Linked DNA regions of Mus musculus: regions 1, 3 and 4 are each linked to region 2. Evidence: chromatin loops called from intact Hi-C (ENCODE). Cell type or tissue: heart. All regions are shown on one strand. Region 1 holds the start of Gm38615 (a long non-coding RNA gene). Region 2 holds the start of Mmp17 (matrix metallopeptidase 17). Region 3 overlaps Adgrd1 (adhesion G protein-coupled receptor D1). Region 4 has its middle 24 kb from the start of Gm34145.

Region 1 (8,000 bases), 520 kb after region 2:
GCCCTTTCGTTGAAAAGGGCATAAAATTACACATGGCTCCTCCTCACGCTTGGCTTCTTGAGGTTTTGTCACTATGTTAGGCATGCTTAGAGACAAGAGATTGTTCTGAGCCAAATGGAGCAAAGCCTCATTTCCCACCCTTAGTGTCAAGCAGAAACCCTTGACATGGCCTCTTTAGCGTCTGCCCTCTGCCCTGGGACTGAGTCCCAAACAAGTAGCAGACAGTCCATCTTCACACAGAGCAGGATCTCCGTGGTCTAGCCTGTCCCTGCTCCTCAGTCGGCTCTGGCACCCAAGCCTGACCCCTCTCGATTCTGCAGACCCCCAACAGCCTTCTGGATGTTCCCTGGTGGCCTGAGCGAGCCAGGCTCCGTCTTCCACTCGAAGCCTAGAACCCTGAGTAATACAGCTGATATCAGGGCAAAAATATGTTTCCACATGCTTGAGTACTCTCCGCCAAGCCGGCCACCCCCACCTCCCCAGCTAGATCTGATGCAACAGCCAGGCAGCCACACCCTTGGCTTCAGCTCTGGGGACACGTCTCATGAACTTAAAATGCTCAAACCATTGGTCTGGGTCATCCTCTGGATCCTGAGAGCTGAGGGCAAACTCCGAGAGCAGCCTCGGGTCCCCAAGCTATGTGATAAAACATGACTCTTCCCAGAATCCGGGTGGGTGACTTTTAGCAAAGATTAAAGGGCGTGGCTTTGCTACCTCTCCTCGGCCCTGCTGTGATGCTGCCCAGTGTTTGGGATACACGTTATGTCTGCGGATCCCAGGGACTCCAGCTCCGCATAGTACGGAAGACAGGGACACCTTCTGTGAATTGTAACACACATACATACACACACACACACACACACACACACACACACACGCACACACACACTGAGAACTACGCTTATCTATCACTTGCAAGGATTCAAGAGTCCCCAAGCGCCCACAGCACTCCTCACTTGTGATTCAGAACAAGCTCCTCCCTCATGTGACTTAGCACTTAGCCTGATACTCTGCACCAAACCAGAAGAAATAAGAAAATGGGGACTAAGGTGGTTCCGGCGGCGGTAAAGTGCTTACTGCGCATGCGTGAGGTCCTGAGTTTGGCTCCTTTGGCAATGGTGTGTACATGGCTGATCGAGACATCCTAGCGCTGGTGGGGCAAAGGCAGGGGAAATCCCTGGAGCTTACTGATCCGTGGGGCCAACCAACCAGCACGTCCCAGGTTCAGCAAGAGAGCCCATCTCAAAAAGCAAAACAGACAACTTGGAGGCTCGCTCGTCTCAGTGGTGAAGAGGACACACAGCTCCTCCAGAAGCCCGGAGATTGAGTCCCAGCACCCATGTTAGGGGCACACAGCTGCCTGTAACTCCAGTTCCAAGAGGGTTTGACACCCTCTGGCCTCCGCAGGCACGCCTGCACTCATGTAAGCACACAAACCCACATACATGTCCGTAATTGAAAATAATAAAATAAGGGCCTGGAGAGATGGCTCCGCAGTTAAGAACACTGGCTGCTCTCCCAGAGGAACGGAGCTCAATTCCCAGCACCCACATGGCAGCTCACAGCTGTCTGTAACTCCAGCTCCAAGGGATCTGATGGCCTCAGGCAGGCAAAACATCAATACACATAGTTTTAAAAGTTTTCAAAATAAAATAAGGTAAAATAAAAGATTAAAGTCCTTTAAAAGTCATAGTAGTAATAATACTACTCTGGAGAGCAATTAAGAAAGACTCCCCACATTGACATCTGACCTACACACACACATACACACACACACACATACTCACACATATACACACACACATACACACACACACTCACACACACACACATACTCACACACACACACACTAAGGCAAGGAGAGAGTGTGTAATCAGTCATGTGAAGGAAGTATTTACAGGTCAGCACACAAGTCCCCAACATGTGTTCTAGTCACCTTCCATTCACCAACCACGTCATCCCACCGGGCCACGTCAGCACACCTGTGCTCAAAATGAAAAGAAAGTCAGGAAAAAAAAAAAAAAAAAAAGAATTGCAGTGTGTCAGCCCCAAAGAGCCTTACACATAGGCCACAGGGACAGCCACAAGCAGCTACTCTGGCAGGAACATCGATCAGGGACCTGTTGAAAGGGCTTGACATCCCGGCCGGCTGGCATTTCTGGTGGTTCCTGGGTTGCTCCTGGGAGCTGAAGTCCGTGACAGGAGAGAGAAGTGTGGCCTCCATTGGTCCCTGTAGTTGCTGCACAGGGCCATGTAGATGTGTTTCCAGTTTCCAAGTGTGTGGCATTGTGCATACCGAGTCACCGGACCTCCGTGGACACCGGCTAGCGTTCAGTGCATCACAGGATGCTGGAGTCTCTGCTGGAGTCTTTTTTTTTTTTTTTCCACCATGTCTCCATCTAAACAAACGGGGGCGGGGGAGGGGTGGTGGGAGCTGTGAAGGAAGGAAAGAGCTTTTGCTCTGTCCTAATTCACACTTAATGATTGCAAACCAGACAGCTGGAGTAGCCTTTCCACACCTGAGAACGGCCTCCTGCCCACTCCGCCATGAGCCCTCTTCTCCAAATGCCAAGACGGTGGGAGATCCACAGAAGAATCTGCAGGCTGGTCATGCCTTCGAGGTAGGACCAACCCCCGCACACTGAATACGGCTGTCCACCTGTCCTCCAGACCACTCCACCAGCCTTCCTCGCAGATAATGCAGGGTTTAAGCACCTCTGCCATCTGGAAAACCTCCCGTGCATCTGCCAGGGCCCCTCAACAGTTCATGAGGGGGGTGGCTACCCGGAACTGCTATACAGAGGTCCCAAGAATGAGGCCGGGTGAGCATCTCTTAGGACCACACTGTCCTGGGAACTTGCCATCCAGAAAGAGTACCAGAGGGCAGTTGAGATAAAAAGACAATTGTGGAGTGCCTGTTGGGGTCCCGTGTTGTGGTTCCCACCCCCGCGAGTCCTGTCTCCCGACTCCAAACCCCACCCCCGTCACCCTTACCCCGTCAACGCCTCCTCCCCCATTCTAGAATTCTGTGACAGAACCTCTGATCCCTCTGCTCTGCTGCCCCCTGGTGGACATTCTCTGTAAATTCGCGCTTACTAGCTGGCTCCCCAGTACTCGCTGTTTTCTGTAGAACAGCCCGAGCAAGGGGGCACCCCATCTTCGCCCTTCCTCAGACTCACCTCCTTATTTTTCTCCTTCCTTAGCGATCCAGACATTCAGTCCTGCCGCCCTTATTTGCCGAAGGTCCCTCTCCCCACCAGCTGACATTCTTTCGGCAAGCTTCCTCCACCCAGAATTTCAATCCTAACTTCTAGAGCTGACTGGCATCCTGCCCTGTGCTGTGTTTCCTGTCCACACAGCGTTTAGCATCAGACTGGCAGGCTGTGTGATTACCTCGCAAACTACAGTGACAGACTGTGACAACAAGGGGACGTGCTATTTTCTTAATCTCCTACCCTCAGCCAATAGTTGAGGTCACCTAGTGGGTGAAGGAGTTTATGACTTAGAGAAATATGTAAGCTACCATCCTGGGGACACTTGGTTTCCTTGGGCTAATGATGGAGAGAAAAGGCCAAAGGGAGAGCAGAGTTTATAGTGGCCATCCCTCAGAGGCCGCTATTTGGGACACATCATGTGCAGAGCCTTTGTTACAATCATATGACCCAAGAACTACAGAGCCAGTATCAATCGTGTGCTGGCAATACACTCTCAGACTCACCCAGATCCACCAAGTCACATCATAACTGCTCTGTGACAAGATCTCAGAGACTCGAGCACACATGCATCAACGTTTGGAAGGCCACTACGGCTCACCTGCCAATAGCCTGTATAAACAAAGCAAGCAGCATCCACGGCTGTGCCTTGGTCTTAGGCCACCATCTTGTCCTCCAAAGACCCAGTAAGTATCCCTAAGATTTTAGAACACCCCACCCCCACCCCCCTAGAGTAAACTCGTTTAACCAGGCTCTGACGTTCAGAAGCCACCTTGGCCAGACGACTTCCCAGCTTGCCTGGTGTGTCTGCTGCTTGGCATCATCTGAGCTGCTGTAGTGGATGTGAGGCTTGGGTACCACTGCAAAGCCATCCTCCTCCAGTTGAGCCTCACTAGCCCTTTTCCTAGTGGGGCCTCTGTAGAATCCATTTGCCAAAGCTTAGGATATCATTTCAGGACATAGCTTGGAATAGGCATTCCAGAGTTCCCAACAGTGTGGATGGTAAGTGAATGGCTTGGTCTAATGTGACCCAGCCCACATAATGTCATTTTAGCTTCATCCTCGATAGCTGGTACCTACATATCTGGGGCTTTGGATGCCTCTCTTTTAGGTAGAAATCCATGAAGTCACATCGCAAATGTGTCTCCAGTTTTTCCTTCCCTCAGTGGCACCAAGAGATACCTCAGACCTCTTTTCCTGGAGTAAAATGCTCCAAAGAATGTGAGGACTTAAATAACAGTAACTCTATAATACCTGGAAAGATTGAACCTGTCTCTGGCCCAGCATCCAGCCCTGTCCAAGCCGAGGCCAGTGGAGCAGCCTTCCTTCATGACGATTCTCAAGCCTGGGTGCGTGGCGGGCATTGTTAACGAGCAGCTGTCTGAGACCCTTCCATTCTTTGTGGTGCGGGGTCTCCAAATTTTTATACATATTTATTTGCATTATGTATAAAAATACATGAATGTGTGATCTATTTATGAAATGGATATGGACAAACACATGCGGACCTTTGGAACAAATCCCTTGTAGGCTTGTGGCCACAATACGGAGCATGGGTGCCCCCAAGTGGCTCATAGGGGAAATGTTTGGAGGTGCTGCTATCCCAATGCCAGCGGTCCCAATGCTTAGGGAACACTAGGGACCTCCAGGTGAAAAGAAAATGACAAATGGGCCGTTTCCCTGCGTTCTAACGGGACAGGGCATGTCTGTGCTTACGAGAAGGCACGGCTCACCTCGTCGAGGACCAGGACTCTGCTTTGTTGGTCTGTCATCACTAAGCGACTGGGAAGGAAGTAGATGCCTAGGGAGGCTGTGGTGTGGGTCAGATGGATAGAAGCACAATATCAAACTGAGGGTGAGGGCTTGGAACCAACCGAAAGATTTCTGTGGGCACACAGAGCTTCAGTCTCCTCCTGTGAGTGTGTATAGCGTCAGTCTGCTCCTCTGTCCACATCTGTGTCTTCATCTTCTTTTTCTCTCCATCCATCTCTACGTCTCTATCATCCTGTCTCTATCTCTCTCAGATGATGACTGAATCAAGGAATGGTGAACAACAGTCGTGCTCTCCCCAGACAGAGGTGCCTGTCATCAGCACCGGCCACACAAAGCAAGTCTGTGGAATGCCAGGCTGTGACAGTTGGGAAAGAGCCCAGTGGGTTTGAGAGCAAGTGCTCACGGATGGCATGCTTAGGGAGCCTGAAATGGGAGGTCTTCCTGATTATCATGGCTGTGGTATAACCATCAGACATGTAAACGGGGCATCCAAGGTCTGAGGGAGGAGGGAGAGAGGAGGCGAGATGGAGGAGGAGAGGAGGGGGGCAGACTGATGTAGGAGAGTCTCACCTTAGGCAGGATCATGGTGCCTCCCACAGCTGGAAAAGACGGGAAGAACTCTCCCAGAAGATTCTGGAAGTCAGCCCTGGAAACACCCTGACTTTTCCATTCTGGCTTCTAGAACCACAAGAGAATAAATTTAAATCATAAAAAGGGAGGAAAAAGTGGATTAGAGCAGAAGGGATGAGCTAAAAGGAGAAAGACCTCAGACTTCAGGAAGCTGGACAGGGCAAGGAGGACCATGGGAATATATGGCTGTTTGGGCTATGGGCATCGAGTACCATCCTCAAGGGGTTTTAAATGAATAACTTGGGCTTTTAGGTGATCATCTGCCAAGCCTTGTTTTCTGCACCTAGGCAACACTGGTGATGACAGATAGAGCCATATTCCACACAGCATCAGAAGCAAGTCCTCTGGAGATGCCGCCTGCTGCCCTGTTGCCAAATTTTGAAAGGAAAGACACATCTCTGTGGGTTTCACACCTGAACTCGTGGTAAGGTTGCCTGTCCTATAACTGGACAGAACAGGCATCTTGACACATCCCTGGGGAACCCCTTAGTGAGGGACCCCTTAAGTGGGGTCTGTGAGTCTCCATGTTTTGGTGACTTGAATCAGACTATTGCTTCAGGTATCCCACTCTGCTCGGCTTAGAAAGTCCAAAAAGAGACCCCAAGACTTGATAACAGTAACTTTCCAGAATAAAACAAGCCTGTGAGGAAACAGAGACTGTAGCGGGCCATGAATAGCACAGCTGGTGTGGGGACCATCTGATCCAGAGTCAGCACTTGACCTGTAAGCCCACTTGTGGCTGTGTATAGAAAAGAAGTAAAGGTGTGCAAAGCACGCCACATACAAAGGCTGCTTGACAATAGCCAATGAGTAGATACCAAATGCTCAGCAGCGATAAGCGAATATGCAAATGTGGTCCACGCTCAGCTACAAAGAGAAACGCTACAACGTGGGTTGCTCTTCAAACACGATGTGTGAGAAGCTAGGCAGAAGGCCACATTTAAATGAGCTGTCCAGAAGAATCCATGCAAACAGAAAACAGATCCATGCTTGGTGTCCTGGCTTGCTTTTCAATTTTTGAGATGTGCAGCGTGACCAAAACAAACTTGGGAAAGAACCGGTTTATTTGGCTTATGGTCCCAGATCATACCCCATCATGGAGGGAAGTCAGGGCAGGGACTCAAGCAGGAGCTAAGACAGAAACTAGAAGAAAATTGCCTACTAGCTTGTTCTGCCTACTTTCTTATACAGCCCAGAATCATCTAGGCCTAGGGCTGGTGCCGCCCACAGTGGGCTGGACAGATTTAAAAAAAAAAAAAATGCTGGTAGATATGCCCCCAGGTCAATCTGATGAAAGCAATTCCTCAATTGAGGTTTCTTTTTCCCAGGTGACTAGTGTTAAGTTGACACAGCTGGAAGGCAGAGTGGGAGCAGCTGGTAACAGAGGTATGGGTTTCTGCTTAGGGTTGTATGTGTTAAAGGATTGCTGGTGCCTATGGTGCTATTGGGGGGGGGGGGGGAGTAGTGGAAACTTTATGAAGCCTGGTAGGAGGAAGTTAGGCCATTGGAAGTGTGCCCTTGAAGGAGATAGCAGGACTTTCTGCTTCCTGACTCTGCTTCTCTGATGCATGAGGTGACTCACAACCATCTGTAACTCCAGCTCCAGAGGATACAATGCCCTCTGCTGGCCTCTGCTGGCCTCTGCTGGCCTCTGCTGGCCTCTGCAGACACTGCCTCTTCTACTGGCTCTCTCCAAGATACTCTGCGGGCCACAGACCTGCAAAATCAGTCCCAAGCAACTGAACCGAAACCATGAACTGAAGCAAACCTTTCCCCTTTCTAAGCTGCTTCCCTCCGGGACTTTGTTACAGCAATGAACAGCCAACACAGGGTGATGAGGCTGAGGAAGGAGAAGAAGAAGAAGAAGAAGAAGAAGAAGAAGAAGAAGAAGAAGAAGAAGAAGAAGAAGAAGAAGAAGAAGAAGAAGAAGAAGAACAACAACAACAACAACAACAACAACAACAACAACATCATAATGATGGTGGCGGCTACCCTACATTGTGACCGCTCTAAGACCACCAAATTCCGTGTTGCAAGTGGTTAAGATGGGAATTTTATGTTATGTGTCCTTTACCATTAAAGGAAGGGCAGCCTCAGAGCTGAGGGGTGAGGGGTGGATTCCTAGGAAAGCTGCTGTCTCACCTGAAGTTTCTGGGCCTGTGTAAAAGAAAATGTTTGAGATGCTCCAAACACACTCCAGCCATCCCCATGGCCATGACCTTGCCCATCAGACTCCAGCCTCCCCCTGCCCCAGAGACTGCTGTGCAAATGGTACCAAGACAGTCAAGGCAGAGAGACATCACAGGGGACCCTTCTGCAAATGCTACATGACAGGCTTGTGCTGGGCTGGGCTGGATCACCAGGGTATAAATTTGTAGGCATCT
Region 2 (8,000 bases):
AGCTGTATTCAGATTCTTGTCCTTCTAACCAGTGTCAGAAGCAGCAGCAGCTCCTGATGTGTGTGTGTACATATGTATCACATGTATATGAAGTTTGTGGTAATCACTAATATATAAATGAGAACAATAGGTGCTATAGTCCATGGGTAGTGCCACCTTTGGCCACCCACTTCCTACCTACTATCCTCTTCCCCATCAAGCCCCCCAGACCCTTGTAAGGGCAACACCAGTGGGAGCCCCAGTTACAGGGGAGGAAACCGAGGCCCGGACGAGCCGGGTAACCTGTCCACAGTTACACAGCACATGGGATACTCGACTCGTTTATTTATTAATGTGTAGGCATGTGTACGAAAGCCAGGGGACAACAAGCCAGGTGTTACCCTCAGGAGCACTGTTCAGCTCCTTAGAGACAGGGTCCCCCACTGGCCTGGAGTTCACTGAAGAGGCAAGAAAGTCTGGCCAGAAAGCTCCAGGGGACCCCCCCCCCAGTTCTGCCTCCCCAGTGCCAGAAATACAAGTATGTTCTACCATGCCAAGCTTATATTTATATATAATAAATATATATTTCTTGTGGTACTTGTACCTGAGTGCAGGTGACCAAGCAGACCAGAGGCATCTGGTCCCCTGGAGCTAGAGTGACAGGCAATTGTGAGTCACCTGTTGTAGGAATTGGGAATCAAATGTGGGTCTTAGGTCCATGCTCTTAACGGCCGGGCCATCTCGCTAGGCCCATGACCAGCTTTGTAAACACAAGTTCTGGGGGTTGAACTCGGGTCCTCATGCTTGCACGGCAAGCACTTTACCGGGTGAACCCCTCTGCAGCCCCTGCATGACCCTTTTATGAAGATAGATCCTAATAGGTAGCCGGAGTGATCCCATGCCTGGGTATTCCTGGCTGTGGCAAGGGCTGTCTGTGGAGTGCTAGGCAGACCAGGGCAGGTCTGTCTAGAGAGGAGGGGAGGATGGAGGAAGGCCATGCGCACAGTGTGGCAGGCTGCTTTGGTTCTGGTGACAACTGCTCCAGTGACCCTGAGCTAAGGCCCACTGAATGCTTCCTATCGCAAAAGCACCCCACAAGCCCCAGGATGTGTGGAGGATGGTGAGCTCTGGTTTTTGTTTGGTTTTGTTCTCTGTGGTCTCCTTTGAGCAGAGCCGGCACTGGGTAAGTCTGCCCAATGAAATGGGAGCTGCCGTAACCCCATTTTACAATCGAGGGGAGAGAAGCATAGAGAGGTGAGGGAGGGCACGGACCCAGTCACACAGCCTGAGAGTGCAGAACTGGGGCTGGAGCCGGCTGGCTTCTGAGCTTATCCTGTAGCCACTGACAGGGAAGGGAGAGATGTGACAGAGGGGACAGTTAGACGGACACCCAGGAAGTTGTTCTGGGTAGACACGGGATTGTCTAGGTGAGGAGCCCTGGGAAGAACATTCATCCTGGGAGGAGTGGGTGTGAGCCTTTGATGCAGGAAGTAGCTAAGCATCAGAGTCTAGAAAGGACATGCACACCAGTGAGTGAAGGGTCTGGAGATGAGCCCAGAGTGAGACGTGGAGCTATGAGGGGATGTCAGGCTGTGTGAAGACCACACATCCATGCCATCGTTTCTGCAAGCCAGGTGCCCAGCAATGCTTGAGCTGTTTCTCCTCCATGTGCCGGCACTGGCCTGTACGCAGACCCAGGGCCAAGTGTTAATAAATCCTCCATGTTTACAGTTAAGAGCAAAGACGTCTAACGTACCCTAGACGGCCCCCAGCAGTGTCCTCACTGGAGAGTGCCCTGCAAGCCTCCTGAACTTCCCCAGCTTCTCCCCCTAAGCACAGCCTGCTCCTACAGGCCCATTTGAAAGGAGAGAAGACTGAAGGCCTGTGATCTGTTGGTTCACAGAGCAGGTTAAGCAGTAGTGTGGGACCCAGCCCAGGTCTAGGTAAAAGGGTCCCAACAGTAGCTATCCACAGGGTGGCCAGGTGTGGTGACACATACCTTTAAGCCCAGCATTCAGGAAGCAGAGGCAGGCAGACCTCTGTGAGCTCCGGGTTAGCCATGGCTATACAGGGAGACCCTGTCTCAAACCAAAGCAAAGTGCGAAGCCAGGACATTTTGTTTCCTAGTTTCTCTCTCTCTCTCTCTCTCTCTCTCTCTCTCTCTCTCTCTCTCTCTGTGTGTGTGTGTGTGTGTGTGTGTGTGTGTGTGTGTGTGTGTTAGACAGAACTCAGGGCACTTCCCATGCTAGACCAATGAGCTCTGCAGTGGTTTGGATGAAAGTGGCCACCCCACCCCAGGTTCTTCTGTATGAACACGCCGTCTCCAGTCGGTACTGCTGTTTGGGGAGGATTAGGAGGTGTGTCCCTGGGGACCTGGCTTGAGGTGTCAAACCATTCCCAGTGTGCTTGCTTCCTGCCACCTGAGACATGAGTTCTCGGCTGTTCTGGCAGCTAGTTCTTCAACCTTGCTAACGTGACCTCTACCCCTCTGGGGCTGTGTCAATAAACACTTCCATTTTGAAGTTACCTTGGTCGAAGCAATTAAAAAAAAAAACAAAAAAACCTAGGCCAGTGGTTCTCAACCTTCTTGATGCTGTGACCCTTTCATACATACAGTTCCTTATGTGGTGGAGAATGCCCCCAACCATAAAATTATTCTCATTGTTACTTCATAGCTGGAATCTTGCTACTACTATGAGTCACAACGTAAATACCTGATATGCAGGATAGCTGATACATGACCCATGTGAAAGGGTCATTCGACCCCCAAAGGGGTCTCCACCCACAGGTTGAGAACCACGGAACTAAGACCAACTAAAACTAACACCCAGACTCATCTTCTTTCTATTTTCCTGAAACAGTGTCTCGCTAGGTAGCTCTGGCTGGCTTGGAACTCCCTATAAAGACCAGGTCTTGAACTCTTAAGATCCACCTCTGCCTCCTGTGAGCTGGGATTATAGGATTAAGGGTACATACACCACCACGCCCAGAATTGGTCCTTTTAAAGAAGTCATCTCATGTTGCTCGGGCTAGCCTTGAACTCTATGTAGCCAAAGATGACCTTAAATACCGTATCCTCTTTCCTCTGCTTCCCAGTGCTGCGGTCACAGGTACGTGCCACCATGCCAGGTTTATTTGGTGGGGCTAGGGCTGGCAGCCAGTGCTCTGTGCTGAAATATGCCTCTAAGCCTTCTTTCCACTTTTAAAGAGAGTCACCCCATAACCCACGCTGGCCTTAATACCATCCTCCTGCCTCAGTTTCTGGGCACCCATAATGAGTGCCTGTATCAGCAGGTCTGGCTCAATCTCTGTTTAATCTCCTGGCTATCTTGGTTTGTATTCACAGTGAACTGTAGTTCCTAGAATGAAGCCATGGGGAGAAGAGGGAATTCCTGCATGGTCCAGAAAAGATGCTGAGAGCTGAGGGAGTTTAAGGTCTGCACAGGTAGGTGGCTCAGGCTTCAAGAGGGGGTCACACGGGCAAACCCAGCACTCTGTGTCCCTGCTTTCACCTGTCACCACTGGTCCCACCCTCAGGGTCTTTGTTTATTCCCCCAGTAACTAGCCTTCAGTTGTAGGCATATTTGCAATGAAGATCTGAACCTGCCCTGCTGTGTGGTGCCGACAGTGGGAGAAACTTTGCCACAGGAGGAGACTTCTGGGTAGAAACTTGCTGGGCTCATTCGAGTAGCATGAAGGGGGCTCTCAGGCAGAACCCCAGGAACCGTGGGCCATCAGAAGCTACGACTGCTTGGTGCTTCTGAGACACGGCAACACGGCATCCACTACGGAGCTAGGCCGGGCTGAGTGGTATGACATTTGTAAATGAAATATGAGGGGCTGACGGGCGGCAGAACCTGCAGAGCCAGGCAGCGGATGAAACATTTTCCAAGACAGGTGGCGAATGAAACCTGCAGAGTGTGCCACCCAGGGCCTGATCTGGCTGTGTCTGAACTGTCCACTTCCCCCTGGCTATCCAGCTGGACGCTTGGAAAGGCCTCCGGGACGCCACTCTCCAGAACCTTCCCTGGGGTTGCACACTTGGCTCTGTGCAACCACTTAAGAAACGGAGTGACAAAGCCAGGCCCCACTGAGCTGTGAGGAAACCACATCCTGCGGGTCCTTTCAGGGGGCCTGGGGGCCTCTTCCCGGCTTTATTCACAGGCGCTCGCCCCTCCCTGCCCAGCCGTGGATTTAGCGGTGTCTGGCAGCGGCTGATCACAAACACAAAGGCGTCCTTCTCCTCCGAGGCATCCAGACCTGAATGCGCTCAACAGCCCGCAGAGGGCGGTCTGAGGGGCATCAGAAAGCTCCCACCCAAAGCCCGCCCATCGTTTGCAGCTCAGTGAGTGCCCCTGCGCCCCAAGCTCTTAGGTGCCATTCCCTAGAGGGCCACCAGAGGGCGCCCCCACCGCCACCAAAGGAGAGGCGGGCAGGACCCGGTTCCCACACCCGGGAGGGTATTGTCCTGGGCAGGAGGCTGCCTGCGGCACCCTCCCGCCTTACCCAGGATTGGACGACAGGGTTTTGCTGCCTCTGGCAAGCCTGGAGTCACATACCCTGGTTAGTGAGATCTTCAGGGTGCTGGTGGGTTGGTGACCCTGGAGTGCTCAGGAACTCAGTAGGGGAGGGGAAAAGTCGGATGAAGCCCACAGGTGCCAGGGGGAGGAGCCAACCCCACCTCAACCACCGAGGTCCGCTGCTGCAAACTTCCTAAGTACACTGGGCCTGATTAAGAACTTGGATGGGCAGGGGCTCCCTCGCCCTGACTCCTCCCTCGCTCTGTCTCCTGTCCCCTAACCAGTCCCGTTAGAGATACACTGAAAGCTTGAAGGAAGACGGTGTGTGTGTGGGGGGGGGGGGGGGGGAGGGTGCGTCTGGACTCTGTTGTCACCCACCAGAACTGGGTCTGGATGTCCTAATGCTCATGGCATCGGGGAGCCAGCTATGAAAGCCTAGGATCAGGAACGTGAGGAACCCCTATTTTAGAGGCCACTGGAGTGGGAAGAAGCCACCTCAGGGGACCCTCAGACATCTGCAAGTGGGCAGAGAAAGCATGGGTCGCTGCCACCTCAGATGCCTGGGGGGTGGCAGAGTCTGCCCCTCTCAGATCCAGGGGCAAATGTTGCCAAACTGGAGGTTGCTCCCGCCCCAGTGTCTCCTCCAGCAGGAAATCTCCATGACACCTTGCCTAGACCTGAGGTGTAGGAGTCCTCGTTGCCAACCGCCCGTGGAAAGCGGACTCTGCCAGGACCCCATTAGGATATTGGCTGGCTTGTGCCAATCAGGAAGCCGCGCCTGGCCGGGTCTCCAGATCTAAGGAACCCAGGCCGGGGCCTCCTCCTCCTCCTCGAAAGCGGGCTCTAGTCACCGCGCGCGCCTTTGCAGAGGGCTTCGCGGGCCTGCGGAGCCATAAAGTCTGATCGAAACCTTCCGGGTCTCCTGCGGGTTTCCAAACCCGACTTCAGTCAGGAGGGTGGGCAAGAGGTGGGAAGAAGCCGGTACCCGGGTCCCCAAGCTGGAGTGCCTAGCTAAGCTCTGGCAGTGGGAGTTGGCGGGATGGGGACGGCAGCGGGCTTGACACAGCAGAGGTTGTCACCCGCACCGGCGGGACAAGGCCGATCGCTCCGGTGGAGGAGGGAGACGGGGTCGCGGCACGCTCGCCGTGCGGGAGGCTCTTCTAACATCGTCAGCGGGGCAAACTCGGGAACCCCAGGTTTTCCGGACGCCCACAGGCGCGTCCCCGGCCTGGGGTGCGCGCCCCTGACCTCCCACTCCGGCCGCGAAGCTCGCGGGGCGCACCGCTCCGGGCGTCTGTGACACCGGTCACCCCGCCAGAGGTCTCTGTGGAGCTGCTTTTAACCAGAGACCAGGCTCCGGCTGGGCGACCACCTCCCCGGGGCGCCCGCGGCTGCGGCGCACGACTGCACGGAGCGGGAAAGGGACCGGCATCCTCCTAGACCTGCAAGCGTGAGCCTCGAGCAGCCCGAGCCCCAGCCTCAGTTTCTCTGTCTTAAAAATGGGTTCCCCCCCACACCCCCGCCTCACCGGGATTCGCGCACCTCTCCGAAAGGAGCAAGGGCGAGTCTCCCTTCTCCCTTGCACCTCGTGAGCGCCTGGGGACTCGGCTCCCGAGTGCCCAGGGTCCCGTGCCCCTGTCGTTCACTCACCACCCCGAGGCTGAGGTCCTCCGCGCGGGGCGCGGGCGCTGCGCAGCCCCCATGGGCCGCCAGCGCCAGTACAAGCAGCAGTGGTGGCAGCCCCGGCCCGGGGCGTGGAGGGCCAGGTCCCCGGGGGGACCCAGGTCCCCGCGGGCGGCGTCCCATCCCGCTCTCCCAGGTCGGGTGGCGAGGGTCCCCGCACCCGCCAGCAGCCAGCTCCGCGCCTCGCTCGGCTCCGCGCCCGCACCGCTCCGCTCCGCGGGACTGAGCCGCGCGCCCGCCCGCCTCCGGGGCAGGGCCATGCTAATGTATGCTAATAAACATCGCCCCGCCCACTCCCTTAAAGGGGCCCCCGCGCGGGCGGGACCCGGTAATGGCACAGAAGCTTTGCCCACCCCGAAGGCTGGAGCACTGCTGCAGACAGGGAGCCGGCGGATCGGGCTGCGAGTGTCCTAGAGTTCTCTGCCGTCCTCTGGACGCGCCCCCTGGTCGCCTGCTAGAACCCTTGGTTTAGTTTCAGGTCACTTAGGACCTAAAGACCGCTGCAGCGCGCGTGATGGGCACACGGGGGAGCCCGCGGGCCACAGAGTCTTGGGGCGAGTGGGAGTAAGCACCCCGATTCTGAGAGATCGGAGGTGGGGGAGGGGATTAGTGTGATACAAGAGAGCGTAGGAGGGAGCGGGGGCATGGGGTGGGATGGGATGGGTGAGCGTGGGCGGGAGTAGGGGCTTAGGACGGGAGACTAGGCCGAGAGCACACCTGAGTCCTGTATGGAGCCTTGGGCACAGAGCACCTTTTCCCCTTAGTCCGCCAGGGAGCATCTAGCCTCTGCTGCTGAGGGTCTGCATCAGGTGTGAAAAAAGAGACTTTGTTTTGAGGGGCGGGGAGTGAACCCCCCATGCTTCCGGCGGGCTGGACCCGTTCTATCTCCGTGAGCCGGGAGGCTATGAATAGCAAACATTAGCTGGGATCTGGCACCCGCTCAGCACTTTACAGATGAAATTTTCTTTCTCGCAACCCGTAAGAAGTGGAAACCATAGTTCCCAATTTGTACACAAAGAAACTGAGGTCCAGAGAAAATAATACCTAAGTAGGAGACAATGTGGAGTGACAATGTGGAAACTGGCTGGGCCAAGGGACAGAGTTCAAAACCAGCGCCCTCCCACCCCAAGCCCCCGCCCCAGCGGCTGGGTCTCCAGCCCCTTCCCCGCGGGTTTCTCTAGTCCCTCGGTGTCGTTAGGATTACAGTCTATTTATTGTTTGCACGCGGACACTGAGGTTTAGATGATGCCTCTAAAGGAGAGGGTGGGTGACTCCCTGCTTTGAAGGCAAAGTTCCCTCCCTCAACTCCCAGCTGGTGTCTATCCATACCCTGTTGCTCTCGGGGGTCTGGGTGGTTTGGGGAGAAGATTAGATTCTGCACCAGCTTGAGATGGGTCCGTGGGTTGGGGGGTGGGAGGGCGGGGGTTAGGACCTTGACACGAGAAAGCCCTAGAGACAGAGAGTGCGCAGCCACAAGACAGTAGCATCTCCCGGGTGTTTAGCTATGTGGAACAAACTCCCTATCAACCCGTGGAACAGTACTGCCCACAGTTAGTTAAAAATGGGTCTTCCTATCTCAATTAACCTAATCTGGATAATCCCTTCGAGGCGTGTCCAGAGGCTAACCTAATCTAGATAATCTCTCACAGGTGTGCTGGGAGACTTGTTTCCTAGGAGATCCTACAGCCCGTCAGGTTTACAATATTAATGCATGACATTAGTTCATGCTGCATTAGAAGGAAGGTCGGTTCGGTCCCTAGGGAGAAGATCGATGCTCTCCTGTTAGACAAGAAGAGAGAAACGTATTGCATTCGTAGG
Region 3 (8,000 bases), 410 kb after region 2:
GTCTAGATCTTTCCTAACAGAAGTCAGTAGTCACAGGAAGGAGTCACCTCCTACCTGGGTCAGACTGAAGAAGCAGGTCACCCTTGGATCAGCCTACTGAGGGGCTGGAGAGCGGTGGACTCTAGCCTTGTCTATCACACATGCGCAAAAGCAGCAGTGTGAGTGCCCAGGCTGAGCGGGGAGACAACAGGAACCATGGGTACCAACTGCATGGCCTGCAGCTGTTGGAGGTAGCTGCCCACCCACATCCCCTGCTCTGTCTCTCCAGGGAATCCCTGGGAAAGTGTCAAGTGTCGACGCCTCCACTTCAGCCTCAAATAAATGGCATTTGCCAACTCAGAGCGCACACGGTAAACACAGTTAATCTGCTGTTTGCATAATGAGGGCTGAGAAAATTAAACCTATTTGAAGGAAGGCAGAAAAAAAAGCAGCAGGTCTTTGATGCTTAGCCCACGTTTTTTTTTTACAACTGCTGCGCCCATCCACAGCAGGACACTTGTAGGAAGTGGGCTCTGCTGTGCTGGCTGGGACTCCCTCGGATGAGCAAGAGTCAACATAGCTGACAAGCCAAGACCAGGCAGGACATTGCATCAGCCATGGCCCAGGGAGACTCTGCATGGTGGATAGTAAGGGTCCAACCTTTGAAACTTTCAGAGCCCCTGTAAACTTTTCTAAGTCGGAGCAGCTGATAGAGATAAATAAATTCAAGACCATCCAGGAAATCAGTGTAAGAATAGGGAGGCCTGGGGCACTTGAGTGGCTTCCCTACTTCCTGCCTGGTGACATGAGTATGGCTCTGCTTCCCCCCCACCCCCCAAGCTCCCCAGCCCAGGCCTGCAGGGTATTCCTTGGGGCAGAGCTAAAATCTCTAGCCCTCATCTCTTCATTAGAAAGCCCCATTCTAAAGAGGCTGTTGACACACACCTGTGCTGCCCTCCCCTCTAATCCCAGACCACACAGTGTGTTTATCAATACAAGTGCGACAGCCCTCTGTGCCCTACTGTAACTGACTCTCAGGGGCCACTGTCCCTTCCCAGAGCCCTCTGAAGAACAGCGTGACACCAGCTGGGTTCGAACTTCACCCTGTTCCTCCACTCTGATAGGAAATGCCAGCCCAGGGCCAGCTTCAAGCAGTCCAAGTAACAGAGTAGTGGACCAGTGAACAGGTAGCCACAGGAGGAGGCTCAGAGCCCCGAACTATATGATCCAAAAGGTCCTAAGTCACACAAGATCACAGAGTGACAACATATCTGAGAGACTGCCTGGGAGGGACCAGTGCCATTAAAGACACTGATAGAAGTAACTATCAGCAGAACGCATCAGGTAGCAGATGCGTTTCTCTCTCTCTCTCTCTCTCTCTCTCTCTCTCTCTCTCTCTCTCTCTCTCTCTCAAAGAAGAAACGTGGGTCAAATGAGCACTCTGGAACCAAGAAGTATAATCATTGAAATGAAAACTTCACTAGAGGAGCTGGCAGGGGCCAGGCAGCCGGAGGAAGAGTCAGGACCATGCAGACTATGCTACATGGAGATCAGAGGAAACAGGAGCCAACAGGGTTCCCAGAGAAACTCAGACACCATGGCACTTCTGGTGGGCACTGCAGGCTGCCAGAGAGGAGAGCAGAGCAAAGCAGGTGTCTGAAGACACCACGGCTGCTTCAACAGTTGATAAGGACCAGGAGGAATGCCAGGAAGCTGGGAAGGGAGGCAGCCTGGTCATGACTGAGTGCAAAGGCTGAAAGGGAGAGGAAACGCTGGGTGAGATGGGAGAAAAGCAGCCCTCCGGCTCCAGGACCTGAGAGAATGAAGAGCAGAACTTCAGGGCCAACCGTGGAGACAGAGGCAATGAGGGAACACAAGGTGTCCCTAGGAAAAGCAACCGAGTCCAGCACAGCCACCTTGTAAAATGAAGGCAAGATGGACGTTGTGAGATAAACAGCCGACAGAGCTGCTTCGCCAGATACAGAAAGAAAAGAGAATGCTCAGCTCAGGGAAGAGAGCTAGGGGCACGCACAGCAATGACAGGCACATCAGTGCAGGCACAAAGACACATGTACACACACATACAGAAAGACAGACTCGCGAACACAGAGACACACCCACGTGCGCGCACCCAGATTCGTGGACACACATAGAAACACAGACCTACACACAATGACACCAATAGCTTATGAAATTATAAGCAACGGTGGAGTTGGGTGCCCTCCTCTTTTCTTTTCTCTCAATTGAGTTAAAAAGCAATAATATCAAATGACATTTATAGAGCTGCATTATTAGGTCCATAACAAATAGAAATGTAATAAGCTTCCAAGGTACACGGGAGGGAGAGAGGGAAACGCAGTGTGGGAGCGTGGTGACAAGACCAGATGGCAATTCAGACTGCAGGGACATCTGCAGAGGACCAGAAGACCAGACATGGTACGTCCGATGGATAACAAGACACACCCTGCAGAGACACACCCTCGGTCTCCTCTCTTGGCTTCTGTTAGAGAGGGGAGGTTGATAAAGAGATACCATAACCCTTGGCCCCCCATGCAGTTGTGATATGTGTAGCAATAACCACAGAAAAAAGGGGATAAAGTAATAGAAACACTTAACAGCAACGCTTCCCCGTCTCACTGTAATTTAGTGAGAACATAAAATAGATTTTAATATGCTGAAATGCATACAGTATGTGCGGGGGTAACCGCTAAAGAAAACGACCCAGGAAATACAAGGTGAGCTCATTAAGAGTATTAAAGCGCCACACAGGAAAATACCCACTTAAGTCAAAGGAAGGCAGAGAGGGAGCAGAAACAGGAACGGGCCAAGTGACGTCAACATCTCACTTCAAAAAAAAAATGAGCAGAGCAAACAGAGGAAAGACCTAGGTCAGAATGGAGAACTCGAATGTCACCTTGAACTAGCTAAGCCTGACAGGGTTTGAACACGCTGTCCAACAGCAAAACACAGACTCTTTCCAAGACAATGGTATATTGATACACCATGAGTCACGCTGACCAATCCCATCTCCAGCAATGTCCCTCCACACCTGATCCCCCCCCCATCCCATACCATCTCCACCTAAACCCAACCCATCTCTAGCTAAACCCACCCCATCTCCATCTAAACCCATCCCGTCTCTACCAAACCCTGCCCCACAGTCACCTGCTCTGCCTCTCTGCCACCAGAACCCATTCCATTCCATCTGCCCCATCCCTACCCGGCCCACCTCATCCCTCCCAACCTATATTAATAGGTCCCACCCCTGCCATCTGCCCCACCCCTGCCACACACCCCAGCCTATCCTTGCCCTCTGCCCCTCCCCTACTACATACCCCAGCCTATCCCATAGTAGTAGAGGTGCTTGCTGTCCTCTGAGCCGAAGACCTTTATCACCATGCTGTAGAGATGTAGTCCCTCCACCAGCATCCAAGCAAAGGCGGTCAGGAAGAAGTAATGTAGGAGGACAGCCAGCACCTGGCACGGGACCTGGTAGCCAAGCAAAGGTGCAGGGTGAGACCACGGGGTACATGGGGGGGCCGTGCTGAGGCTTTGCTTACTCTTATTTATTCCCAGGACCTCATTTTATTCCTGGGGAGGCAAGGCTCAGTTTCTCAGGCCAGAGTTCTACAGCCCGTGTTGCTGCCACTCCCCACATGCCCACTGCTACTCCCCAGCCATGCCCACTGCCACTGCCACTGCCGTGACTCAAGAAGAGACAGCTGCCGGCCGAGGGTCAGCACCCACTCACCGTGCCAGGCTCCATGCTGAAGCTGATCAGCAGCAAGACCTGGGCTACCAGGACAGCGAAGGACAGGTTGGCGTGGATGTGGTAACGCTGGTTCCGAATGGTGCTGACAGAACTGAAGACAGAGAGGCGGGTGTAAGTCCCGGAGCTCAGCCTCGACATCCTACCCCCACTCGGGTCCCCTCTCTACTTCTCTTTGAGAAACCATGAGTATCTTCATAGCTCCTACCCCTGCCCATGCCATAGCTCCCTGCTTGGACCCTGGTTGTTCTGGGCTAGCCTCCTACTTCCTTTCATAGTTCCAGCCACTCTGCACAGCCTGAGCCCTTCCCGGAAGTTCAGTGGCTCCTCTAACCTCCCTGGGCCCTCTTCTGTTTCACCCTTTCCACTGTGAGGGATGGGGTGGGGGAGATGGAGGGAACTAATTGAAATTCTAAATTAGAACCTGCAGAAAATACACCCCATGACGTCATGGGCATCATCGAAATTGAGGGCAGCAGGAAGGGAGGGCGCCTCTTGGATACAGGAGGGTGGCTACAGGACCCGCCATTCTTTTATGGTCATTCCTGGCAGGGCTCTTCCTGGAGGCCTGGATGACTACCAATAGGGAGGGCTTTCTGGCCTCCCACCCTAAGATGCTCACCTCTGCACTGTCTCCTTGTGCGTGGCAGACTGCTCGAGAAGGCATTTATTTATTCTTTGGCTTTCTTGGTTATTGATGGGCCCCATCCAAAGGCATTTATGCATAACTTGGCCTCAAAACCAAGCACCATTGCTTGCTGATGAGGGTGCAGTCAAGGATGTATGTGCTAGCTCTCGCCTGGCTCAGATCCCACCGGAACTCAAGTGCCAAGGTGGGACTTTCCAGACCTTTCTGACATGTCTAAAACCTGCTGACCCTACCCTACAGGCCCTGCTATTTCCATTTTTTCTGCACCTCAGATATGAAAGTGAAAGTCACCGGAGAACAGTCACATAGTCACATCTGTACCCCTACTAGCTAGGACGCATGCCCCCGCCCCCCCAAAGGGTCTTCAGAGCCAGACAGAGGAATGGCCAGAGTGACAGGAAACACTTATATTTCCAGTAACTTTCTAGACTTCCTGGGGACACAAGGAGAGGGTGACTCACGACAGTACTGCGAAGGTGACCAGGGTGGCAGCCAGGCAGAGAACTGACAGAGAGCAGCCAACGTAACTGATGGACGACAGCGCCACCTGGTGTCCATGTGTGAGCTGCGGGAACAGAAGGAGATGTGGGAGGCTGGCCTTCCATCCATCCCATCCCCTGGCTGGGATGGTGCCAAAGTGGTTACACCCACAGTGCTGACCTTGTAATGCCAACCTCCAAGACTTGCCTCACAGAAAGAGGGCTACACCACACTGGAATTCAGGGTTGGCATTTCCCGTGCTCTGGGTTGCTCCGTTGTATCCGCTGTGTTCCCCACTTAAGCTACCTGGCCTGTATTACCACCATACTCCCAGCCATGTCTGAATGGGTGATCTAGGATGATCAGAGATATGTGCCTCCTCTGGCTATGAAATTCAGAGAGCAACAGTGAGGGGCTTGAGGTGGGTACCAGTGGATGCACAGACATAAGGCTAGGAAAACTACACACAGCATGCTGGGTGAGAGGATCACTTCCAGGTCTCTTGTCCTCAGTATCACTAACCCCCAAATTGACAGTCACTATATACTTGCCTTCACTGGCAGGCACACACCAGCCCTTGGGACCATCTCTTAAGTGGGCACCTATGTGGTCACCTGGACTGACATCTGTTGTGACAGACCATCTTCCATGCAATACAAGACATATGTAACAGACTATGCATCCCACTGGAGCCCAGCAGCCTGGGCTTGATGTTCTCATCCATGCCTCAGCATCTGGTACCTGGCCCTGTTCTGTTAAGGCTGGGTTTTTGGCTCTACCGGATGGTGTCCCAGCTCTGACGGAGGCTGAGCTTCCCCCTCATGCACTCTCTGGCCCTGGACAGAGCCTAGATACAGCCAGGCCTTGAGAGCCACCATGGTTCGCTGGGCGGCTCGAGGTTGGCGAGTATCCCTCATCTCAATCATTTGCTGACCACAGGCAGGAGCCTTACTGGGGCTGAGCCCAGGCTGTCAGCATTCTGTGTCCTATGGAAATGGATACACAATGCAGGTACAGGTGGGCATGAACATCCCAGCTACTGTGGAAGGATGGAGATGCCATGACCCCCTCACGGAGTTAATTAGACATCGAGACTAGGCCTTCTGCAGCTCAGGTCACCCCATGGGAGAGTCCGATAAGGAATCTGGGCCTCAGATACTTCCTACCAGGACCCAGGAGTCTCTCTGTCTCCCATCAGCCACCTGGCTTACCAGGGAAATGAGGTGCACAAGTCCTTCACAATGAATAAAATTCAGGACTTTTTCATCAAAAGCCAGGAGACTCCTCAAGGTTGATAGATTGACTAAGCTGCCAATCACAACAAGGAGCTACCTTCCTGGCTAAAGGACAGAGTCTAGTCCCTGGAGTCCTGGTGGGAACTGCCACCACATCAGGATGCAGCCACTCTCCTGAGAGATACCTGTAGCCCACAGAGACAAAAAATAGGCTCTTTCCCCATTATCTGTACTGGCTGTCAGGAACTAAGATTAACCTATGATACAAAGCCAGGCAAGGATGGAGGTAGGAAATCCAAGGACCAAAGACACAGGGCCAGGTGTGGTATAGATTCTCAGGACTGAGTCCTTCATGTCACACCAGATACCAGGAGATAAGGACCCCCTCCCTTTGCTGGCAGATCCTGACCCCAAAGTGCTGGGGGGCAGTGGTAACTGCTGGCAAAGTCCCCTTTATCCCCTAGCTCATCTCAGAGGCTTGAAAACAGCCAGATAGGCTTTGACATTGAACTTTTGTGGGTTTCAGGCCCAGCAGGGGGATTTAACTAACCTACAGCACTCAAAAGGAGAATTAAAGGGGTGTGTGGAATGGCTGGAGAGACAACTACCACTGAAGCAGGTCCCCACGGAGGTCAGAATCCTGAGGGGACACGTGAAAGGGGCTGGTCTGTATGCACCTAGTTGGAGCAATCTCCAAGATGCACCTACTCATTTGTAAGAAAGGAGCAATCTTCACCCTTTGTTCAGAGAACAAAGAGGTGCTTGCTGCAGGCTCAGAAGGCTTGTCGGTGGTGATGGAAACCACCAATGGAGAGGGAGGTGGCTCTGTGTGTGTGTGTGTGTGTGTGTGTGTGTGTGTGTGTGTGTGTGTGTGTGTGTATAATCTCTACAAAAATCCACAAAGAATTCCTCCACTATCTTATGCCTCTTCCATCTGGTTCTTGGACTCCTTTGGGGCTCCCTGCCCATAAGGAAACCAAAACTCAGACTATGGTACACTTCCACCTTCAAGCCTAGGCTGCCCATGCTGGCCAGTCCTTTGCTTCATTTTTTTGGGCACTGTCTCATCTAACCTGTCCCTGCACCTAGTCACCAAGCCTACCCCTTACCCCATGGAGCAAGACCCCCATTCTGAAGGCAGCCTCCTCCTCAAATAGGATCCCAGAGGAGACAGCTCCCCACCCCCAGCTTCAGAGCAGCTGATTCTTAATGAAGATTCTGGAATAAGACTGGTGGACCCCAGAGTAAGGACCTAGGGTGGGGCTCCCCAGACGTTACCTGGAAGCCTTTTATCTGCTCTGTCCCAGAGTCCCTCCTCTCTCCTCCCCTCCCTGACTTTCCTAGAAGCAGTTTACACTGTCCTTTCTGATGTGACTTCCTAGGCTCACATCCATGGCCCAAGTGGCCCAGGAGCCTCCCCAGAGCCTTAGGGAAAGATGTCTCATGGGAAGCAACCGACAAGAAGGCTGACACAGGGAGTGAATGAGACAATGGGAGACAGAAAGGGAGACAGGAATGAACACTTGAAGCGGGAGGCAACAGGGGAGAGAATAAGATAGGGATTAGGAAGATGAAGAGGAAAGAAAAGACTCTGCCCTGAGGTCTCTAGCAATGGCATCCAACATCTTCCTCAGCCATTCTCTCCTTTATTACTGAGGTAAGGTCTCTGGCTACAACCAGAGCCAATGGGGTTATCCTAGTTAGTCAGCTTGAACCAGGAATCCCCCAAGCCCATTCAGTTTTTCTGTGGGTGGCTAGGGACCCAGACTCTAGCCCCCACTTGCATGATAAATGCTTTATTAGCTGAGCCATCTCCGACGCTGATGTTTTAATGGAAGAGGTCCACACTTCCAGAGGGAGTGGCTAGGCCTGCTCCCCATCCTCCTGT
Region 4 (8,000 bases), 250 kb after region 2:
CATACTCACCATGGATGACAAAAGCTCCTCTTCTCTCGTCATCTCTCCCTCACCCTTCGAAGTCTCTTTCTCAAAACATCTTAGGATCTTTGTTATGATAAAACATGGAAGTTCTTGGAAGCAGAGCCTCTCTTTTCATGGATCTTTACAAAGCCAACTGCCTATCTGTGTCTGAGACTATCAAACAATTAATGACTTTAAAGTAAATGAATGGATGGATAGGTGGGGGGGGCAGATGAGTGTATGAGTGGTTAGATGATAGGTGTGGGGGTGGATGAGTGCTTGGCTGAAATAAAGATGGACAGGGATGATGGATGGGGATATGTATAAAGGCAGATTGGATGGGTGAATGAGCACGTTGATGGGTGGTGGGCTGATAGATGGATGGGTGCACTTGAGGAGAGACAGACAGTGATCAGTGGAGTCATGAATGTGTAGATAGATAGACAAATAGGTAAATGGATGAATGGCTAAGGGATGAATTGATATATGGGTCAGTGAATGTGTAAATGGACAGATAGATGAATGGGTGTGGGGATGGTGTATTGAGGTATGAATAGATGAATGGGTGTGGGAATGGTGTATTGATGTATGAGTGGGGAATGAATGGATGAATGGGCATGGGGATGGTATATTGATGTATGAGTGGGGGATGAATGGGTGTGGGAAATGGTATATTGATGTATGAGTGGGAGATGAATGGGTGTGGGAAATGGTATATTGATGTATGAGTGGGGGATGAATGGGTGTGGGAAATGGTATATTAAGGTATGAGTGGGGGATGGACGGATGAATGGGTGTGGGGATGATGTATTGATGTATGAGTGGGGAATGGATGGATGAATGGGTGTGGGGATGGTGTGTTGAGGTATGAGTGGGGGATGGACGGATGAATTAGTGAATAGGGGATGAAGAGATGAATGATGGGTAGATGATAATGGGTTATATAAATATATGTATATCTGTAAGCATGGATGGGTGGATAATTGAATAGCGAGATAGATGGATGAGGCATGGATGTATCCGAGGATGGATGGTAGACACACGGAGAGATGTTGGTAACCGCATCTGTGTCATCTGTGTTACCAGCAGCATCTGTGTTTTCTCCAAAAGAAGTTGGCCTGGGGCAGAGACTTCACAAAAGCAACGTCCATCCAACCTTCTCTGTGGCCCTGATTTGTGGGTTGATGCACACACACACACACACACACACACACACACACACAACTTGATATCAGTGACTCCTCCTTTGATCAAGTTATGAAGCTAAATATCTAGTGATCCCCTAGACTTCCCCTGGGATAATCACACAGGTGCTTCTGCGCACTCTCTTGAGCCAAGCTCCTTGAGGGCCCTTCTTCAAGTCCAGCTCCCATTCATTTTCATAAAGTGGGGGTGAGTCCAGCATCTGTAGCAGAGAACTATAGTCCAGGAAGAGGTGAGGTCCCCTGTGTGCTGTGAGGAAATAGATGTGGTTAGGAGTGGACACATGAGGTGACCCTCACCGTGGATCTGAGCGCAGGTGTCTCTTCAGCTCCCATGATGATCTCATCGCGGGGACATTTGGTGCAGACCTTTACAACGGTCTGCTGCCTTTCCAGGACAGACTGTTTTGTTCCTTTTCCCGTGAGTCCCTCAGCCGATCAGGCCGAGTCACCAGCATTAGGGTTTCTCTCTATCATTCACAGAGAGTCTCCATTCATCCATCATCCAGCTGAGACACTACCAGAGATGCTCAGGAATGCCCCCATGTATCCACTACATGCAATACAGAGTTTAGGATCATTATCCAGCAGCCGCAGCATCTCTTCGGCTCGTTGCAATAATTAAGTGGCCCAGGGGTTCAGACATCAGCAGCCCTGTATCCTAGTCATCACCTGGCTATGCCCATCATTCCCTTGGATAGGGAATTATCATTCTGTACATCTGATCAGCTGGATGGAGAGCGGGCAGTCCTGGTCCTCAGGGAGCAGGGTCAGTCAAGTGCTAAAGCCAAAGAACTAGAATTCCAGCCTGCTAGATAGGCACGGTTGGGGGCCAGACAGTAAGACCCAGGAGAGCTCAGCTGTCGAGTAAGAGCTGAGAACCAGGGAATCTTCACCAGGAACCAGGGAATCTTCAGCACGGTCAAGTTTGGGAGCAGCGATGGAGAGACTCTCCCTCCACTCTGGGCATCAAGCAGGATGGTTTGAACTCACCACAGAGCCAGAGCTGAACGTAGCTTAGATCTAGAGCTGCAGTGGCTAATCTTGACTGTCAGTTTCTTGTCACAGCTGGGAAGAGGAAGCCTCAGCTGAAGAATCGCCTCCTTCGGATTGGCCTGTGGGCATGGGGGGTGGGAGTAGGTGGCATTTTCTTTGATTGCTAATTGACTCAGGAGGGCCCCTACCACCACGACAGATACCATTCCTAGGCCTGTGGACCTGGGATGTAGAAGGTGTATATCTGATCTTGAGCCTGGGAACGAACCAGTGAGTAACATCCCAGCCAGAGTTCCAGACTTTGCTCAAGGATAGACTGTAACTTGCAAGATGACATAAACTCTTTCCTCCTCCAGTTGCTTTTGGTCCTGATACTTAGCATAGCAACAGAAAGCTTAACTAGGACCAGGTAAGAGACACCATCACTGGGCTCTCCTCAGAGCAAGGATGGGGAGGCCAGATACCTCAGGGGTCCTAAGCTGTCTTTGGCCTCTTGGGTGGTCCTTTCTGGAGAGCAAGGCTCACTGTATACTGGCTACAACCCCAGCAGAGGCTATCCCTCTGCTCACGAAGGTCACGGAGGGCTATCACTGGGCTGACCACTGGAAGTGGAGGCTGAAAGACTCTTGTCCACTGCACGGTGGGCTGGACTTTCCATTATGAACCTGGTGAGGGAGAGCCCTTGCACACAGCAACCTCAGTGAAGCAACTTTACCCTTTGATTTCTCCAAGAGAAATCTGGGGTCCATGGAAAGTCAGTCACCAGGGCTCAGGAATGCTAATGGGCTCTTGTCTTTGGTGGGTAGTGTCTATCCAGAACAAGGACTCCAGCCAGTGGCCCACCCTGCCTGGGCTTCATATTCCAGCGCCATGTGATGACTGGGTTAAAATGTAGAGAGACACTCTCACACAAGAGCATGAAACCATTTGCTTCAGATGGGTGCACAAGGAAGCCTTAAACAAACGTGTAATGAGCAGTCAAAACTCTGGGGAATGTGTATTGTTAACACGGATGCAGCCATAGCAAGACCCAATGCTTCGCTGGGACCCACGGGAATGGCAAAGCCTTCCTTATCTCTGCGCTGAGCCAGGCTCAGAAGGACATCAAAGCCTTCCTCTGGTCTGAGTATGAATGTTGACAGTGTGTGCAAGTTTACAAAGGAATGCTACAGAGGATCTGAGTTTGGTCCTAACAGCTCACAACCATTTTCAACTCCCTTCCCAAGGAGATCTGGTGCCCTCTGCTGGCCTCTGTGGCACCTGCACCTATGTGGTGCACATACAGACAAGCAGCCATACACACAAGTCAAACAATACAGGAACACAGGATGGTGATGGATCAGCCAAGTATGCTTGCTGGGGTGGCTAATCATGGCTGTCAACTTGACTGGATCTAGAGTCAGCTAAAAAGGAAGCTGCAGGGAATACCCACAAAGGTTCTTCCTCATTTATTTGAAGTGGAAAGATTCACTTTAACTGTGGGTGCCATCTTCTGGAGGCAGCCCAGAAAAAAAGGATAGGGAAGAAGGAAACGTTGCTTTTTTTTTTTTTGTCTGCTTGCCTTCACTCTTGCTGGCAGCTTCATCCATCCTGTTGCTGCTGTATTACTTTACTGATATTAAAACCAACTTCTTGAAGACCTAAAGAGCAGCAGCTTTCTAGGAATCCTCCATGTCTCCAGAGCCAGATGGAGACTGCTGAGATACCAGCTTCATGGACTAAATAATTGTTGTGTTCTCAGACTCTTTAATGTGAGGTAGTCATTATTGGAGTACCAGGACATATCCTGTAAGTCAATCTAATCTATCCCCCATACACACACACAGACACACACACAGACACACACAGACATACACACACAGACATACACACACACACACACACACACACACACACACACACACACTCACACTCATTCTATCTGTTCTAATCCCTTAGAGAGCCCTAATAAACTTGGGGTCTATCCTATACTACCCAGGCTGTGAACTCAGGCCCTCTCTTTTAGCCCCACCTGCTGTTCTTTGGTGGAAAGTGCATTCACTTTTGGTTCATTTGCCACACGCTGCCCTTCTGGGCTCTAAACAGACCACCCACTTCGGCATGACCGTCCTTTTGTTTGAATTCTCCCGTTTCCTCTCAGTCAGTGATTCGGCAACTCTGCTGCGAATCGAGATCACCTGGGAGTCTAACGAGTCCCCACCACAGGCCAATTAGCTGAGAATTTCTGGCAGAGGGAAGCAGACATCGTTCCAGGTCCCTGGGAGGTTCTGGTGTGCAGCAGGTTGTGAGAGCCAAATGCTCGCAGCAGCATGCCTTGGGCGTAATGAGCACAGCTTCTGGGGGGCTTGTTAAGATGCAGACTGTGATTTGGGAGGCAGGTGACAAGGATGCTCCAATCTTTAATGTTGGAGATGGAGATGCTGAGGCCTGAGACAGAGGACGCGACGTTCATTTGGGGATGATTTTAAGGGTAAGGGTCATGGAGATTGGGGATTAATATGCAAGAACTCCACGGTAGAGCATTTGCCTAGCATCCTCAAGGACCTAGGTTCAACCTTCATAGCAATGTTTAAAAAGAAAAGAAAAGAAAGAAACTTAAGAGCAAAAATCAATTTGGTTTTCAAGAGCAGCAACAAACCTGCTGCTGAAACCCGGTGTTTCCCTTGTGTACTGCAAGTCTACACTGCAAGGAAAAGTGGAGGGGATGCCTGGTCACTGTCACGGAAGAGCAGAGGGGATACAGGGAGCTGTCACCAACACACACAGACACCCGATACTGTGAGCCAGGGCTGAGACAGAGGTGCTGCCATGCCCACAGCACCCCACTCTCCCCAAGCCAAAAAGACAGGGGGCCCTTTCAGACTCCCCAGTGTCTTAGGATGCCAGCTGTGGGTTGGGGAAACAGCTGTGGAGAACAGAGACCAGGCATGACTGACTCCTCCTGAGATCGTCTTAGTTCCAGAGATAAGACCCTCAGCAGATGTGCAGCTCTGAGGACTCTCGACCATTAGAGCAACACTGAATGTGAACCTCCAGGATGTATCTCACTGGAAGATGGAGATATGCCCGGCCAGTGGCGACTTTGGAACAGATGGACCCTTTTCTGTAAAAGACAGGCAGGTAGCTTAGAAGGAAGAACTCTGCATGCCACCCGCATGGACAGCATCCATCCTGATCTCTCAGTTGGGTCACTCTGTCCCTAAGCAGGTCCTGCCACTCTCTGGGCCCCAGTTTCCCTAGCCACTACAGTCATCTTGAGAAAACTAACTTTCTGCTACTGGTGGTAAGGAGTGAGACGACTGGGAACTCATATTAGGGGGATGTGTGTGAGGGCTCTGGGAAGGTGATGCTGGGGCAGACGCCTGGGTGGACAGAAGACTAGATGTGGATGTGTAGATGATGGATGATGGGTAGGTGACCACATGGATAGTGGCTGGATGATGAGGGATGCTAGATGTTGAGTAGCAGATGGATGGATGGACAGGCGGATGGACAAATGAAAGGAGAGATGGATGGACGGACGGATGGATGGATGGATGGATGGATGGACAGACAAATGGATGGATGATAGGATGGTGGATGGATGGATAGATGGATGGAGGGACAGACAGATAGATGGAATGGATGGATGGGCAGATGGATGGGTGGATGGATGGACTGATGGATGGGTGGATGGACAGATGGATGGACAGATGGATGGACAGATGGATGGACAGACAGATGGATGGATAGGAGAGCTGAATGGATGAACAGGCAGATAGATGAAAGGAGAGATGGATGGATGGAAGGATGGATGAATGGACAGACAAATGGACGAATGGAAGGATGGTGAATGGATGGATAGATGGATGGAGGGAGGGACTGACAGACAGATGGGATGGATGGATGGACAGACAAATGGATGGACAGATGGATGGATGGAGGGAGAGATGTATGTATGTACATATGGGTGGATGGACAGATGGATAGATGTATGTATGTATGTATGTATGATGGAAGGAGAGATGGGTGGGTGGATGGATGGATGAATGGACAAACAGATGGATAGATGGGCAGATGAATGGGCAGACAGATGAATGGGTGGATAGATGGATGGATGGATGGGTGGATGGGTGGATGGACCAGAAGCCATTGTCCAACCTACTCCACTGTCAGGAATCCTCAGGTGGGAAGTCAGCTTGTCTCCGACGACTGAACACTCATCCACCTCTCTATAGTCCCAGGTCTCCCTGCATATGTTCTCATGTCCCAGCAACTCACAGGAAAGAAGTGCCCCATCCCCCAAAACACAGCTTGATGAGCCTCTGGGGGCCCCTCACTGTGCCCTTCCCCCAGCCTTGAGTTGGCTGAACAAACCTCCTCAGACCTGAGCCAGGAGTCAGACTTTGCTACATTTACATCTTCCTGCCAGAGGACTGAGAACTGCCCGCCTGCTGAGCTGCTGAAGGGCCTACTGTGCAACTCAGTCCAGCTGAGACTAGCAACAGGACCCAGCTGAAACGAAGGGATTTATATTCAGTGCCGTACATTAAAGATTGGCCCTTGATCAGAGAACTTTGTCTTGGCTCGTTATTTCTCTCGCTGCCTTTCCCATCCAACCCCATCTTTCCTTTCAGGAACCCAGTAACCTGTGCCCGCTGGCGGCTACACCTCACCTGGTAGACAGCATAACCCACTACACAACTGCTTCTTGTAACCACATTCCACGTTCACTTTCTGTGACGTGTGGCAGATACGGAAGCAGCATTGTGCCCTGTGCAATGGCTGCATTCTGCACAGGAGACTCTGATAGTGCCGGAGTGAGTGAGAGCCTACACACCAGATTCTGCCCTCTGCTGTAGGTGGGGAAACAGTGTCTGCCTTCACAGTTCAGGCCACAGCTGGGAACTGTCATTGTCACTATCACTGCCTTTGCCATTGTGGCCACTGTTGTCTCTGTTGCCATCATCACTACCACCATGATCACTACAATTATCCGCACTGTTACCATATTCTTCATTATCATCACCACCACCATCATCACCATCCCATCTCCTCCACCATCACTTCTTCCCTCACAGGACCATAAGCTCAATAGGAACAAAACTCTGTCCTCTCTTCCCCTTTGGCCTCTAGATCTGTGTCTGGCACAATGCACATGTATTTACTGGCTGTGCGTGGGAGCTAATGAGGATCTTGAAGAAAACCCTCAGTGTGCTTCTGTTGTGATGCCAACGTTACAGGGACACGCAGCTCCTGGCTGGAGTCTAGATGCCGCAGCAGCGCCACAGCCAGAGCTGCCTCTGCCCACTCTCCTGCCTGGCCTCCTCTCCTGGCACCCTTCCCTTCTCACGGGGGCTCTATGAGGCCTCATTGATTAAATGCCCAGGTCTACTACGTGATGGATTTAGCATCAATACTCCCTGCCCCAGGGGGCAGACCTGGGCAGGAAGCTCTCTAAATAAAGACATCTAATGATGTGTGTGCAGCCGGGGTGCTGGATGCCAGCGGGGAGCTGCCGCTCCCTTAGCCAGGACCAGAGGGGCTGAGCAGGAAGGCATGAGGTCTCCAGGGCACTGCATGACTGGCAAGGCGCTGAGCCTGCTGCAGGGCTGAGGCATGGGCACACATAGGTGACCCTAGTCTTGGGTACACACTCGTGACCCTCACTGTGGCCACACACGGGTGGCCCTCACTCTCCAGCCTTCCAGTTGTCCTGCTAGGATCTCAAGGACGATATGAGGTATCTTGGGGCAGCCATTGGGCCAAACCTGATACAGCAGGAGAATTTGTATTCTCCATCACTGCTGGGTATAAATG

What was found. Peaks named below come from ENCODE experiments on the same cell type or tissue, not always from the same donor. Only the 100,000 strongest peaks of a DNase experiment are listed, where the experiment ranks them.
Region 1: a loop joins it to region 2, with 6 times the contacts of the local background. A loop is called at or near these places in 39 of 42 quality-filtered maps.
Region 3: a loop joins it to region 2, with 6 times the contacts of the local background. A loop is called at or near these places in 37 of 42 quality-filtered maps.
Region 4: a loop joins it to region 2, with 3 times the contacts of the local background. A loop is called at or near these places in 7 of 42 quality-filtered maps.

What each region holds. Positions count from the first base shown.
Region 1 is chr5:129,058,548-129,066,547 of GRCm38, reverse strand. It overlaps Gm38615 (a long non-coding RNA gene), which reads right to left and starts at 2,970. Exons shown (of 3, transcript XR_868544.1): 1 at 2,064-2,970. In heart, CTCF peaks have their summits at 2,885, 3,094 (motif pointing left), 4,784 (motif pointing left) and 7,265 (motif pointing left); DNase peaks (open chromatin) are centred at 387, 1,097 and 2,997; H3K4me3 peaks cover 592 bases; H3K27me3 peaks cover 1,503 bases.
Region 2 is chr5:129,582,598-129,590,597 of GRCm38, reverse strand. It overlaps Mmp17 (matrix metallopeptidase 17), which reads right to left and starts at 6,429. Exons shown (of 10, transcript NM_011846.5): 1 at 6,150-6,429. The coding sequence starts at 6,305. In heart, CTCF peaks have their summits at 4,380 (motif pointing right), 5,817 and 6,674; DNase peaks (open chromatin) are centred at 4,377, 5,197, 5,717, 6,467 and 1 weaker place; H3K4me3 peaks cover 3,429 bases; H3K27ac peaks cover 1,299 bases; H3K27me3 peaks cover 6,839 bases.
Region 3 is chr5:129,175,011-129,183,010 of GRCm38, reverse strand. Adgrd1 (adhesion G protein-coupled receptor D1) reads right to left here. Exons shown (of 25, transcript NM_001347486.1): 16 at 4,859-4,962; 17 at 3,731-3,842; 18 at 3,315-3,468. Among named protein-coding and RNA genes, the nearest start is that of Gm46923, 62 kb to the right of the region's middle. In heart, a CTCF peak has its summit at 4,956 (motif pointing left); a DNase peak (open chromatin) is centred at 4,940; H3K27me3 peaks cover 4,031 bases.
Region 4 is chr5:129,327,652-129,335,651 of GRCm38, reverse strand. No RefSeq gene overlaps it. Among named protein-coding and RNA genes, the nearest start is that of Gm34145, 24 kb to the right of the region's middle. In heart, a CTCF peak has its summit at 4,220; no DNase peak of the experiment used is centred here; H3K27me3 peaks cover 977 bases.